4 separate regions of the Homo sapiens genome follow, and regions 1, 2 and 4 are each linked to region 3. The links are chromatin contacts, found by Hi-C or POLR2A ChIA-PET in ENCODE. All regions are on one chromosome and are shown on one strand. The core of a region is the stretch at or near the end of the contact, and the rest is flanking DNA. Distances in the headings are between cores, read along the strand shown. Region 1 holds the start of PRF1 (perforin 1). Region 2 overlaps LRRC20 (leucine rich repeat containing 20). Region 3 holds the start of PALD1 (phosphatase domain containing paladin 1). Region 4 holds the start of LRRC20 (leucine rich repeat containing 20).

What was found. A loop is a pair of places that touch in the nucleus more often than their neighbours do. ChIA-PET counts read pairs that join two places held with the same protein, here RNA polymerase II (POLR2A). Pooled maps may share reads with other maps.
Region 1: a map of naive thymus-derived CD4-positive, alpha-beta T cell shows a loop between it and region 3 (15-fold over the local background). The contact joins the promoter of PRF1 here to the promoter of PALD1 in region 3. A Hi-C loop is called at or near these places in 1 of 168 maps with a recorded cell type or tissue (naive thymus-derived CD4-positive, alpha-beta T cell) and 6 of 50 pooled maps.
Region 2: a pooled map shows a loop between it and region 3 (4-fold over the local background). The contact joins the enhancer-like site here to the promoter of PALD1 in region 3. A Hi-C loop is called at or near these places in 2 of 50 pooled maps. POLR2A ChIA-PET finds 5 or more read pairs at or near these places in 2 of 52 experiments (activated CD4-positive, alpha-beta T cell and activated CD4-positive, alpha-beta memory T cell).
Region 4: a loop to region 3 is called in a map of CD8-positive, alpha-beta T cell, with 4 times the contacts of the local background. The contact joins the promoter of LRRC20 here to the promoter of PALD1 in region 3. A Hi-C loop is called at or near these places in 4 of 168 maps with a recorded cell type or tissue (CD8-positive, alpha-beta T cell, PC-3 and naive thymus-derived CD4-positive, alpha-beta T cell) and 11 of 50 pooled maps. POLR2A ChIA-PET finds 5 or more read pairs at or near these places in 3 of 52 experiments (K562, PC-3 and WTC11).

The regions. Positions count from the first base shown.
Region 1 is chr10:70,601,454-70,604,153 of GRCh38, forward strand. PRF1 (perforin 1) reads right to left here and starts at 1,288. Exons shown (of 3, transcript NM_001083116.3): 1 at 1,192-1,288.
Region 2 is chr10:70,354,293-70,356,992 of GRCh38, forward strand. The region is part of intron 2 of LRRC20 (leucine rich repeat containing 20); the gene reads right to left. Among named protein-coding and RNA genes, the nearest start is that of LRRC20, 27 kb to the right of the region's middle. RefSeq lists enhancers at 1,054-1,153, 1,374-1,583. Within about 2 kb of position 1,284, at least 7 of the 41 ENCODE cell types and tissues checked have a DNase peak (open chromatin) inside an H3K27ac peak, as active enhancers do.
Region 3 is chr10:70,477,517-70,480,216 of GRCh38, forward strand. It overlaps PALD1 (phosphatase domain containing paladin 1), which reads left to right and starts at 1,251. Exons shown (of 20, transcript NM_014431.3): 1 at 1,251-1,543. RefSeq lists silencers at 867-936, 1,137-1,586 and an enhancer at 2,581-2,700.
Region 4 is chr10:70,381,230-70,383,929 of GRCh38, forward strand. LRRC20 (leucine rich repeat containing 20) reads right to left here and starts at 1,396. Exons shown (of 5, transcript NM_001278212.2): 1 at 1,320-1,396. RefSeq lists enhancers at 607-1,226, 1,071-1,270, 1,801-1,900 and a silencer at 1,301-1,670.

The DNA.
Region 1 (2,700 bases), core at 38-2,537, 120 kb after region 3:
TGCACCTATTCTTCTCATTTTCCCTTTGGGGCTCTCCCTCTGAGCTTTATGGAATAACATCAGCCCGAATTCTAGAATAAAATCTGCCGACCTGGCCAGGTGTGGTGGCTCACACCTGTAAACCGAACACTGTGGGAGGCAGAGGCAGGTGGATCACTGGAGGTCAGAAGTTCGAGACCAGCCTGGCCAACGTGGTGAAACCCCCTCTTTACTAAAAATACAAAAATTAGCTGGGCATGGTGGCGGGTGCCTGTAATCCCAGCTACTTGGGAGGCTGAGACAGGAGAATCGCTTGAACCCAGGAGGCGGAGGTTGCAGTGAGCCAAGATCGTACCACTGCACTCCCGCCTGGGTGATAGAGTAAGACTCTGCCTCAAAAAAAAAAAAAAAAAGGGGCAGACCTGACCACACCCTTGGATTTTGTGTGGGGAGAGGCCTCGATGGTTGCTCTTCAGATCCTTTCTTGCTGCCCCTCCCCTCTTTGCCACTCCCTGCCAAGCTCTGTGGCCTTCGGCAGTGACAGGGGCCCCCCTATTGCCTACTATGGACAATGATTGTCTGGAAGGTTCTTCCTAATTTTAAGGTGTTTCTGGGGCCTTGCCTGGGCCTGTTTATGATCTGGAACCTCCTTTCTCTAACCTTACCCAAGCCTAACCTTATCCAAGCTGAGCTCTTCAAAGGCCTTTGCCCTTGGGTACCACAGGTTCTGAGACAAGAGGGCTATGGAGAGCCCCCATTATAGCTGGAGCCTCCTGCCCTGCCCAAAGGTGTGACTTGAAGGGTGGAATTTCAGGCAGCGTGGCTCGCCCCAGGGAGGCAAAGAGGCCAGGGGAATCTTCAAAGGCCCTGGGCTCATCCCAGCTAGGAGGCGGGCACAGTCATAACCCTAATCCAGTGAACTCAGCCCTCATCCTGACTCTCATGGTATTCTGTCCCAGGGAGCCTCTTTCCAGCTTTCTTAGAAGCTTTAATGTCAGCACTTGCAGGGCCTTAGAAACTGCACGCTACCTCTTCATTTCATACATGAGGAAACTGAGGCCCAGGGTGGACACAGGGCTGCCCAGCGAGTTAGTGATGGGCACCGTCTGTGACCCAGGTGTCTTGTCTTATAGGTCACAGCACTTCCTGCTCCATCAGCCTCTTCCCCTCCACCCAGGGCCCCAGGCCCCCCAATCCCTGCTCTCTCCTTACCTGGAATCCCGTATAGAGAAGCGGCTACACAGATGGATATCCTCTCTTCACCGAGGCTCCTGGAATGGTGGCATCAGCCCCCCAGGCAGCCCACTGTGGCTCCTTGCACCAGCCACCACTCACATCACTTCTACTTCCTGCCCCGCCCCCAGCTGTGGTCACAGGTCCTTTGTGCTCTCCCCTCCCACAAGCACCCACCCTGTCCTCAGCCCTCATCCGGCTCCCCACTGACAGCCCTCAGGAAGCGAGCAGCAGGGCCAGAGGCTCATCTGCCGAGTAGAGCTGCTGGGGCTCGGGGACTCAGGGCACACAGGCGGAGGAGGGCGGGGCGCTGAGGACTTTGAGACTCGGCCCTGGTGTTGATGAACAGGCCAGCAGGGCCATCTCCTTGCTTCTGATGCACAGCATCGCATGTGTGGGATGTAAGAGGCAAGCAGAGGCGGCGGCTCAGAGCATGGGCCTACACGCCAGACCGCCGGGGCTTGGGCAGCTCGGTTATGCACCAGCAGTGTGGACTGGTAGGGTTCTTCAGCCTCACTGTGCCTCAGTTTCTTCACTGAACAATTGGGATTGTAGGTCATGTAGACCCTAGGGGTTGTTGTGAAGTGCTTGGAACTGTGCCTGGCCCTTCTTGAGTGTCAGAGCCTGTGGCCATTCCCTCCTCCCTGAGTGGGAGAAGAGAGATGTTGCTCTAATCTTGCCATCCACTTCCTGCTCAACCTACATCCCACCCTAGCCCAGGCTCCGAACTCCAAGCATGTTCCTCGAACAGGGGCTCCTGCTCCTCGCTTTGTGAGGACAGCCAGTGGCCTCCACGCTGGCTCCAGCCCTGCTGAGGTCGTGGGTGCTGGTGAGAGTGGTCTGGTAGCACCGGAGGACATGTCTTCTGCACTCTGCCTTGCTTGAGGTCAGGGTGGGGTGAGGTTTCCATGGGTGGAGTGACTCACAGGGCACTGGGGGGCAAAATCACACGGCTTCTGGGGTGGGGGCAGCTGGGTAAGGGAGGAGGTGGTTCTCACAACTTGTTCTCATAACTGTGTATATGATGGGAAGAAGTGGCCGCAGGCTCCAGACCACATGTGACATCATGTCTCATGGGTCACACTTTGGGGCTCATCCCTTGCGTTTATGTCCCTGCTTCCGTCCCTGCTCTTACAGGAACAGGGGCTTATGCTGTCTTCTCGGAATCTGGCCCCATCTTCTCTCCGCAGTGTCCCCACCCTCTTCTAGAAACTGCAGCCTCCTGATCACTTTCCAGCTGTCACCCATGGCCTGACTTGGATGCTGAGGCTGTGAGGAGTTTCTTTCCTGACCATGACAGGAAGGCCGGTTTGAGGGACATAGAAGTCCTGCAAAGTATCTGCGGGAAAAGAGAGGCAAAGTCTAAACAGGTTCTGATCCCAGCTTCACCAGAAACTTACCGTATGCCTCACGGCGATAGATATCAACCCCCTTTCTGAGCGTTAGTTTCCTCACCTATAAAATCAAAGAGAGGACTTTGGAATTCTA
Region 2 (2,700 bases), core at 34-2,533, 120 kb before region 3:
AAACTAAAGTGTGACACCTGGGGACACTGCCAACGTGCAGATTCTGATGCCACATGTCTAGGTGGGGCGTAAGAGTCTGCATTTCCACCCAGCAGGTCCAAGGACCACACTAAGTAGCAAGGGCTACTCCAGTGCAGTGGTTCTCCAAGGGCATCAGCATCACCCACAGCATTAGCATCACCCCAGAACTTGTCAGAAAGGCACATTCTCAGGCACCACCCCAGTCCCACAGAATCAGAAACTCTGGGGGTAAGGCCCAGGCATCTGTGTTTTAGCTGAAGCATCACTGGCCTAGAGGGGCCAGGCCTCCTCCTGATGTAGCTGCTTCCTGTATTGATGATGATAATGGGGTGGTAATGACAGTAACTGAGTGCTGGCTGCTCCTGCCTGCCTAAGGGCATGAGGTTTACACGCTCATGGAAATTTTTTGTGCCCTGGGTTCCTCCTGCTTCCCCTCTGAGCAGACTATTTCAGGACAGAGCAGCAGAGACAGAGTCTCTTCACTCTCTTCTCTCGCTTTGTTCATGCTTCTGGTACTCAGAGGCACACGTGACCCTCGGTGTGGAGGCCGCCCTGGGCTGTAACTCAGGAGGCCTAATTCTTATCCCAGCCCCTCCACTATCAGCCAGGGGGAGCTCAGAGACACTACTTCTTCATGGGCCTTGTCCCCTCATCTGTAAAATGAGGGTTTGGACTAGATGATTTGGGGTCTCAACCAGACCAGACATCCTCTGACTCCATGATTCTACTAAACAAAGGCTCTTCAGACAGCCCTCTGTCAAACAGGAGCCCCCCATGACTTGAGCTGCCAGTCTCTGAAATGTCACTCAATTTCCAAAGTAGGGACACACAGGATGCAGACAGCGAGCAAAACAACTGCTCATCAAGGGATCGTGCCGTGCATCACTGGGCACAATTAGGCATCACTTTAACAAAGCTGTTTGTTGTAGTGCTTACAGAGCTGGCTGGCTCTAAAAGGCTTAAGACAAAAAGCAGCCGGACTTGCTCCCTCTTGACAAATCCCCTCCCCCAGGGACAACCACTTTCAGGTCTTTGGGGGTGTTTTACTCCCGATCTCTAGAGCAATGTTTCTGAGCCTGTTTCCTGTCTCATGCCCCTTATAGAGAAAAGGGCATGGGAGGAAGAGCTCACCGAGGACCACATACGTCCAGAAAGTCCCACCGCAATAGCACACACAGCTACTGGGCCCGGGAGGGTTGTCGGGAAGAGAAGGGCAGAAAGGCACTTCGGGAAGGCGCGTCTTCTGAGACGTGGGGAAACCACTCAACTTGAAAGTGCCAGTGGGTTTAGGGGGATTTTTTTCTTTCACTTCCTATTTCATGGACTTGTATATTGTGCAAGAGTTTTACAAGCACTTAATGACTTCTTACAAATATCTCCAGTTTAAAGAAAGGAACATCCCCAACATGCAGTGACCCTTGGGGTATGTTTTTCCTCAAACGCCCAAAAACCTGGATCAGTGGAGATGGGTGTTGATGGGGACATAGGGAACAGAGCTAAAGTCCTGCCAGGGCAAAGCTCACGGGAGCTGCTGGGGAGAGCAGCCGCACGCTCAGAGGGCTGTGTGGACACCCCTCTGACAAACGCACACACGAATCCTGCATCTCAGAGGTGCCTTCTCACGTCCTGCTGCAGAAGCCCCTGCCTCTCTAGGAAATAATGTGCTACAGAGAGTTGGCCTCAGAGAAGAAAGCTGAGCATGAGGCCCTCCAGCCAGTGGCTATCATACTCAGTCAGAATAACTTCTAACCACACAAGAGACCTAGAAAGCAATATCTTCTTCTCAGAATCCAAATTGAATCCTTTCTTGGGCCAACTCTTTCTTGCTGTGGGACCTCAGGCAAGTTACTTAACTCCAATCTCAGTTTCTTCTTCAGTAAAGTGAGGACAAGAGCTCTTTCAAAAACCTGTATGCAATCTGGGCATGGTGGCTCACGCCCGTAACCCAAGCACTTTGGGAGGCCAAGGTGGGAGGATCACTTAAGTTCAAGAGTTCAAGACCATCCTGGGCAACACAGTAAAACCCTGGTTCTATAAAAAATACAAAAAGTAGCTGGGTGTGGTAGTGCATGCCTGTAGTCCCAGCTAGCTACTTGGGAGGCTGTGGTGGGAGGATCGCTTGAGCTTGGGAGGCAGAGGTTGCAGTGAGCCAAGATCATGCCACTGCACCCCAGCCTGGGCAACAGAGCCAGACCTTTTGAGACTTTGTCTCAAAAAAATAAAAACAAATAAATAAAGTTTTAAAACCTGTATGTAGTGCTGGGCAGAGTAGCTCACACCTGTAATCCCAGCACTTTGGGAGGCCGAGGCGGGCAGATCACGAGGTTAGGAGTTTGAGACCAGCCTGGCCAATATGGTGAAACCCCGTCTCTACTAAAAATACAAAAATTAGCAGGGTGTGGTGGCAGGTGCCTGTAGTCACAGCTACTCAGGAGGCTGAGGCAGAAGAATTGCTTGAACCCAGGAGGCGGAGGTTGCAGTGAGCCAAGATCGCGCCACTGCACTCCAGCCTGGGCAACAGAATGAGACTCCACCTCAAAACAAAACAAAACAAAAAACAAAGCAAAACAAAAAAAAACACCTGTATATAAATGTTCACAGCAGCATTTTCACAATAGTTGAAAAGTGGAGACAATCCAAATGTCCATCAGCTGATGAACAGATAAAGGACATGTCATA
Region 3 (2,700 bases), core at 1-2,500:
TGGAGCTGAGGACAAGTCTTCCCTGGGCCTGTTTCCTCATTTGTTAAAATAGGGATCAGAAAAGTACCGACCTTATAACTTCGCGAGGCACTTAAGAGCTAGGTGCTAGGGACATGGTGAGACCACCACAATGAGTGATTTCTCTTGTCTTCAGTTATTCTTAGGGGTCATGGGGAATGTGTTCCCCTCTCCCAGCCCAGCGCTCTCCAGCCTGACAGAGGTGGGGCCTACACTGCCTGCATCCTGGGGCAACCCCAGCTCGCCGAAATCCAGCTCCAGTCCTGAATGGGGGTGAGGCAGGTGGTAACAGGTGAGAAAAAAGGATTTCCCGAGTGTGGAGCAGCGAGAGGGAGGAAGTGACTCACCAACCACAACAAAGCCTATCTCTCCGCGAGGAAGCACAGCGAAGAGTGAACGCACGCACGTGGGTGCGTTCACCCACGTGCTCGCGGGGGCGTGCGGGGCCGTCGGAGTGGGCCGGGCTGGCTGCCGCCTAGTGCTAGTCCGCGCGTGTGGGGTGAGGAGTGGTGGGGGGGGCAGGCCTATGGTGCGGGTCACTGCCTGGAGCCGCATGATGGGTGGGGGCGGAGGGACCCCTCTCCATCCAAAGCTCTGCTCTGCTGTTCCCCTCTCACCTCTGGGGGCCGAGGGGCGCGTTTCCTTAGGACCCCGGGGCGTGGGAGAAGCCCCTGCTTGGGGGGACCGTCTGCTGTTTAGGGGCTCCCCTTCGACACGTGGGAGGCAAAAGTGCAGAGCGCACCATCATCCAGCTCCGGCCGCACTGCACAGCGAGGCCGGCCCGGAGCCCGGATGCTGGGCTCGGTCCCGCCGAGGCTCGGCCTGGCTGTAAAGCAGAGGGGGGCGAGGGAAGCCGGGCCAGCGGGTGTCGCGGGTAGCCGGCGTCCGGGACGGGGTGTGGCGCCCAGAGCGCTGCTGCCTCTCGCAGCCAGGAGGCTGGATGTCGGGTTTGGGTGTCTTCCAGAAGGAGCCGCACTAGCGACGAGGGAAGAGGAACTGGCTTCCCGGGCAGTCTCCCCCGCCCCAAACTTTTCCTCCTCGCGGAGGGTGGGCGGGCGGAGGGAGGAAGCGCAGCCGGGGAACGTGGCGCCCGCGTTCCTCCCGCCCGGGGGCTGCGGCTGGGCTGAGTGTGTCTTTAAATCTGAGCCCCCCGCCCCTCGCGGTGGGGCCGGGACTCGCGGTCCGGGCGGGGGCGGGCGCGGTGATTGGCGGCCGGGTCGGGTCCGCCCCTCGGCGTTGGGTAGCGGGGCGCTGGGGAGCAGCGCGGCGCGCACGGGCCGGGGCGCGCAGGTCCCGTCGCCGGTGAGCACGGGCTCCCTCTCGCGTGGCCTCGCCGGGTCCGCCTGGCCTGCCCACCTCCGGAGCCACCTCTGCCCCCGCATGGGCTGGCGAAGTTGGGAGGAGCGAGCTGGAGCCAGAGCGCGCGCCGGGCGCGCCCCGTCGCTGCCTGACTCGGCGCCCGCAGTTCGGGCGCAGCACGCCGGCCGCAGGAGCACGGATGCCCCCCGGAGCCGCGGGCTGGCAGGTACCGAAGTGTCCTGCCCTGGGGCTGGCGAGGGGAGGGCAAATCTGGAATCCCCCGGGCACCCCCCAGCCCGAGGCTGCTCCAGACACCAACTCCCCATCCTTTGGAGAGGTGAGGTCCTGGGCCTTCACCCCACACCCGCTCAGGATTGGTCCCTGGGAGGCAAGAGGGACTCACAGGGAGCAGTTGCTGGGTGGTTGTGTGTGTTGGACCCTGGGCTACCCCCTCTCCCGAGTTCCCTGGGTTTGGTGTAGGCATGGCCTGGTGACAATTCCACTTTTCATTGCCAGACCTGGGAGCATGGCCAGGAGCTAGGGTTTCCCGCGAAGTTAGGGGGAGATTGGGGAGAGGGAAGCCGCTTCATGACCGAGATGGGGTCCTGGGACTCATCTCTAGGGGGCGTGAGGCCCTCAGACCCAGGACGAGTCCAGAAGTCTCAGCGGGCACAGGCTTTGATTCTTGGCCCAGTCTGGCCCTCTTCCTCTGTAGGCCCGGGTCTCCAAGGAGAGTACGTTTTTCAGTTTCAGAGGGTTTTCCTGAAGGGGCAGTAACCTGTCAGAGAGAGAGTGGCCTATGGGAGACCCGGCTCCTGAAGGTGGCCGGGATGGTTGGAGCCCTTTCTCTTGGGTTGTCAGAGATGGGAGTAAAGCTTCATGGCCCAGGGAATCTTCTGGGCATCTCTACTCTCCCAGCCAGAGGCCCAGGAACCAACTCCTTGGCTTCTGGGTAGAGTAACCTGAACCCAGTGGCCGAGCACCTCTTAAATGCCAGGAAGGGCACTGGGCCGTGCCCCTGGAATGTGTGGATGGAGGAGGATTTGGAGGATTCTGTCCTCAGGAGGCTCAGCCCCTGGGGGCAAGACAGGACATAAACACACAAAGTTCCCCGATACAGGGTTTCAATACCAGTCCTGAACTGGTAATAGTGGAAAGCCAAGAGGCTACACACCATTAATTGCTATGTGAGTAATGTAGGCTGCGAGAGTGCCAGGGCAGCAGAGATCCAGTTCCATGCAAGCAAGCAAATGTGCTGAAATGTTCCAGCTCCATGCCCGCCCTTCCTTATTACCTTGCTCCAAGGGCAGGGAGCAGCAGGGGCGCTGAGGAGGTTCTCCTGCACTCATCCCCACCCACTCCCAGGTTTGTTTGTTTCCTGCT
Region 4 (2,700 bases), core at 146-2,645, 96 kb before region 3:
ACTTTTGGGAAAGGACTTTGCGAACCATTACATGTTTCCCACACCAAGGCATTACCAGTAGGTAATCAAACAGGTGTAGAGAGGAAGTTTGGATGTAATAAATTCAATGCCAGACAAAAACGTTGTCCTGCTTTGGGGGAGCTGGCAATACAGCCCTCCTGTCCCTATAACCTGGTTTCACCTGGACTCAGGCTGGCTGGGGGAGGGGTGATTTTTGCTTAAACCCTGACCTGGCCCCCTGACTCCAGCCCTTACCATCAATAACTCTACCTTATCTGCAGTCCGGAGACCTCTGCAAAGGAGCCGCTGCGACAGCCCGTCCCCACCATCTGCTCCTATATTTAGTTACTGGTGTTGTCAGTTGGGAACGTTAGAGCCTGGCAGGGGCTCGGATGGGCAACCGGAGCCTCCGGAGCCATGTGTGCAAGCTGGCCCTACCGCTGGCTCCAGCCCGGGCTCTGGACCATGCCAAGCCGGGGAGCGGGTGGGGAGGTGAGGAGCGACCCAAATAGTCCCAAACCCCCCTTCAGATCAGAACGAAGTTGACCCACTTCCCCACCCCAGGGAAAGAAGCCCGCTGGGACGTGAGCGGGACCTGCTGGCGCCTTGTTTTTGTGGCATGGGGTTCGGGAAGCTCAGCGCGTGCTCCCTCGCTAACATCTAGGCATCCTCGGACTGAGCCTCCAGCACTACGCGCGGTAGCCAGGCAAGGGTCCCCCAGCCCCGCGTGCCAGGATCCGCCTCACCCCCGGTGCCTGCAGCCAATGGCACCTCGTCCGCTGGCCCGGCAGGCGGGGACTGGGAGAATAAAGCTGGCAGAGGGAAGAATGGTAGTGATCGCAGAGGCCCCGGGGCTCCCACGCTGCCCGGAGGCCGAGAGGCACGCTCTGGAGCAGGCGTCTGCAGCTCCCCAGAGCGGAAGCAAACCCCGAAAGTGTCGCTTCGGGGACGAAATGCACAGCAGCCTCTCCAAGCAAGGGCGCCTCCCGCGAGGAATGGAGGCCCGCCTGGGAGCGGTTCTCCGAGCTCCCTATTCCCTGGCACCTCTGCACCCACTCCCCTGAACCATCGGGGTCCAGGTGCAGTGAGCAAGCAAGAGCCCGCGCATGCCGAGCCCCTTGGCACCGCCAGAGCCTCCGCTGGTGCACCGCTGCTCTTTTCCACCGGGTGACCTGGGGGAGGGGAGGGGACGCTGCAAAAATCGGAACACTTCTCGCCCTCTCTCCCCCAGCCCCTGCAACGCTTGACCTCGGACTACATTTACTTTGCGGGGCAAGAAGCGTGTGGTCCCGCTCCGGGCCGCTTTTGGCTCCACTTACGGCGACAATGCCTCCTAGCGCCCTGCGCAGCGCAGTCACGCTCCCTCCGCCGCCGGCGGCGCCCCAGGCGAGTTCCGAGCCGGCGGGGCGGGGCGCGCGGGGCTGCGGGATCTGCGCGCGCGGCCACTCCGCCAATCCCGGCGCCAGGACCGGCGCCGCGGCGGGAGCAGGCTGGGCTCGGGATGCGCTCAGCCAATCAGTGGGGGAGCGGCGCGCGCGGGGGTGGCGCGCGGAAGGGCAGCCCGCGCGCTCCCGGCCGCAGGGAGTAACCGCTTTGTGTGCTGCTTCTAGAGGGAGAACGCCTGAGGGGGCGGAGATACAGAGTGGGACGCGCAGTACATCCCAGGATCTCTAGGACCGGGGCTCCAGATTGGGTTTTCTCGAGGGAATGGAGTTGAATTAGCCAGATCAGGGATACTTTGAAACACGTGAACATGGAGCATAGGGAAATTTTCCTATGATGACTTCGGGTGCCCATTGAGGTTTTTAGTATATGCAAGGCCCTGTGTCTCGGCCCTGCGTCTCCAATCCTAATGTTCTCATCTATAAAATATGACTTGAGGGCGGGGCGCGGCGACTCACGCCTGTAATCCCAGCACTTTGGGAGGCCGAGGTAGACGGATCACCTGAGGTCGGGAGTTCGAGACCAGCCTGGCCAACATGGCAAAACCCCCGTCTCTACTAAAAATACAAAAATTAGCCGGGCGTGGTGGCAGGCGCCTGTAGCCGCAGCTACTCGGGATGCTGAGGCAGGAGAATCGCTTGAACCCGGGAGGCGGAGGTTGCAGTGAGCCGAGATGGGCACTCCAACCTGAGTGGACAGAGTGAGACTCTGTCTCAAAGAAAAAAAAAAGAATATTTAATTCCGCCTCTAGGGGGTCTAGGCAGTCAAAGAACACACATTCCCTTGGGCCTCGATGGATGTTAAGGGTTACTTATGCCCTCTCCACCCCCAACAATATGTTAAAGTTCATCAGAATGTGATCTTATTTGGAAGTAGGGCCGTTGCAGATGTAATGAGTTAAGGTCATGCTGGAGTAGGGCGGGCCCCTAATCCACTGAGACTGGTGTCGTTGTAAGAGAAGAGACACAGAAGAGACGCACAGGGAGAACCACCTGTGGTGATGGCGGCAGGGATCAGCTGATGCATTTCCAAGGCCAGGAGTGCCAAGCACTGCCAGCAGGGACCAGAAGCTAGGAACGGGCAGGGAATAATTCCTCCTTCAGAGCCTCCAAAAAGGAACTAACCCTCCAGACACCTTGATTTTGGACTTAATAGCTTCCAGAGCTGTAAGTGAATAAATTTCTGTTGCCACCCAGTTTATGTCCATTTGTTATAGCAGCCCTAGGAAAAAACTACAATAGGTTAGTAGGAATAAAG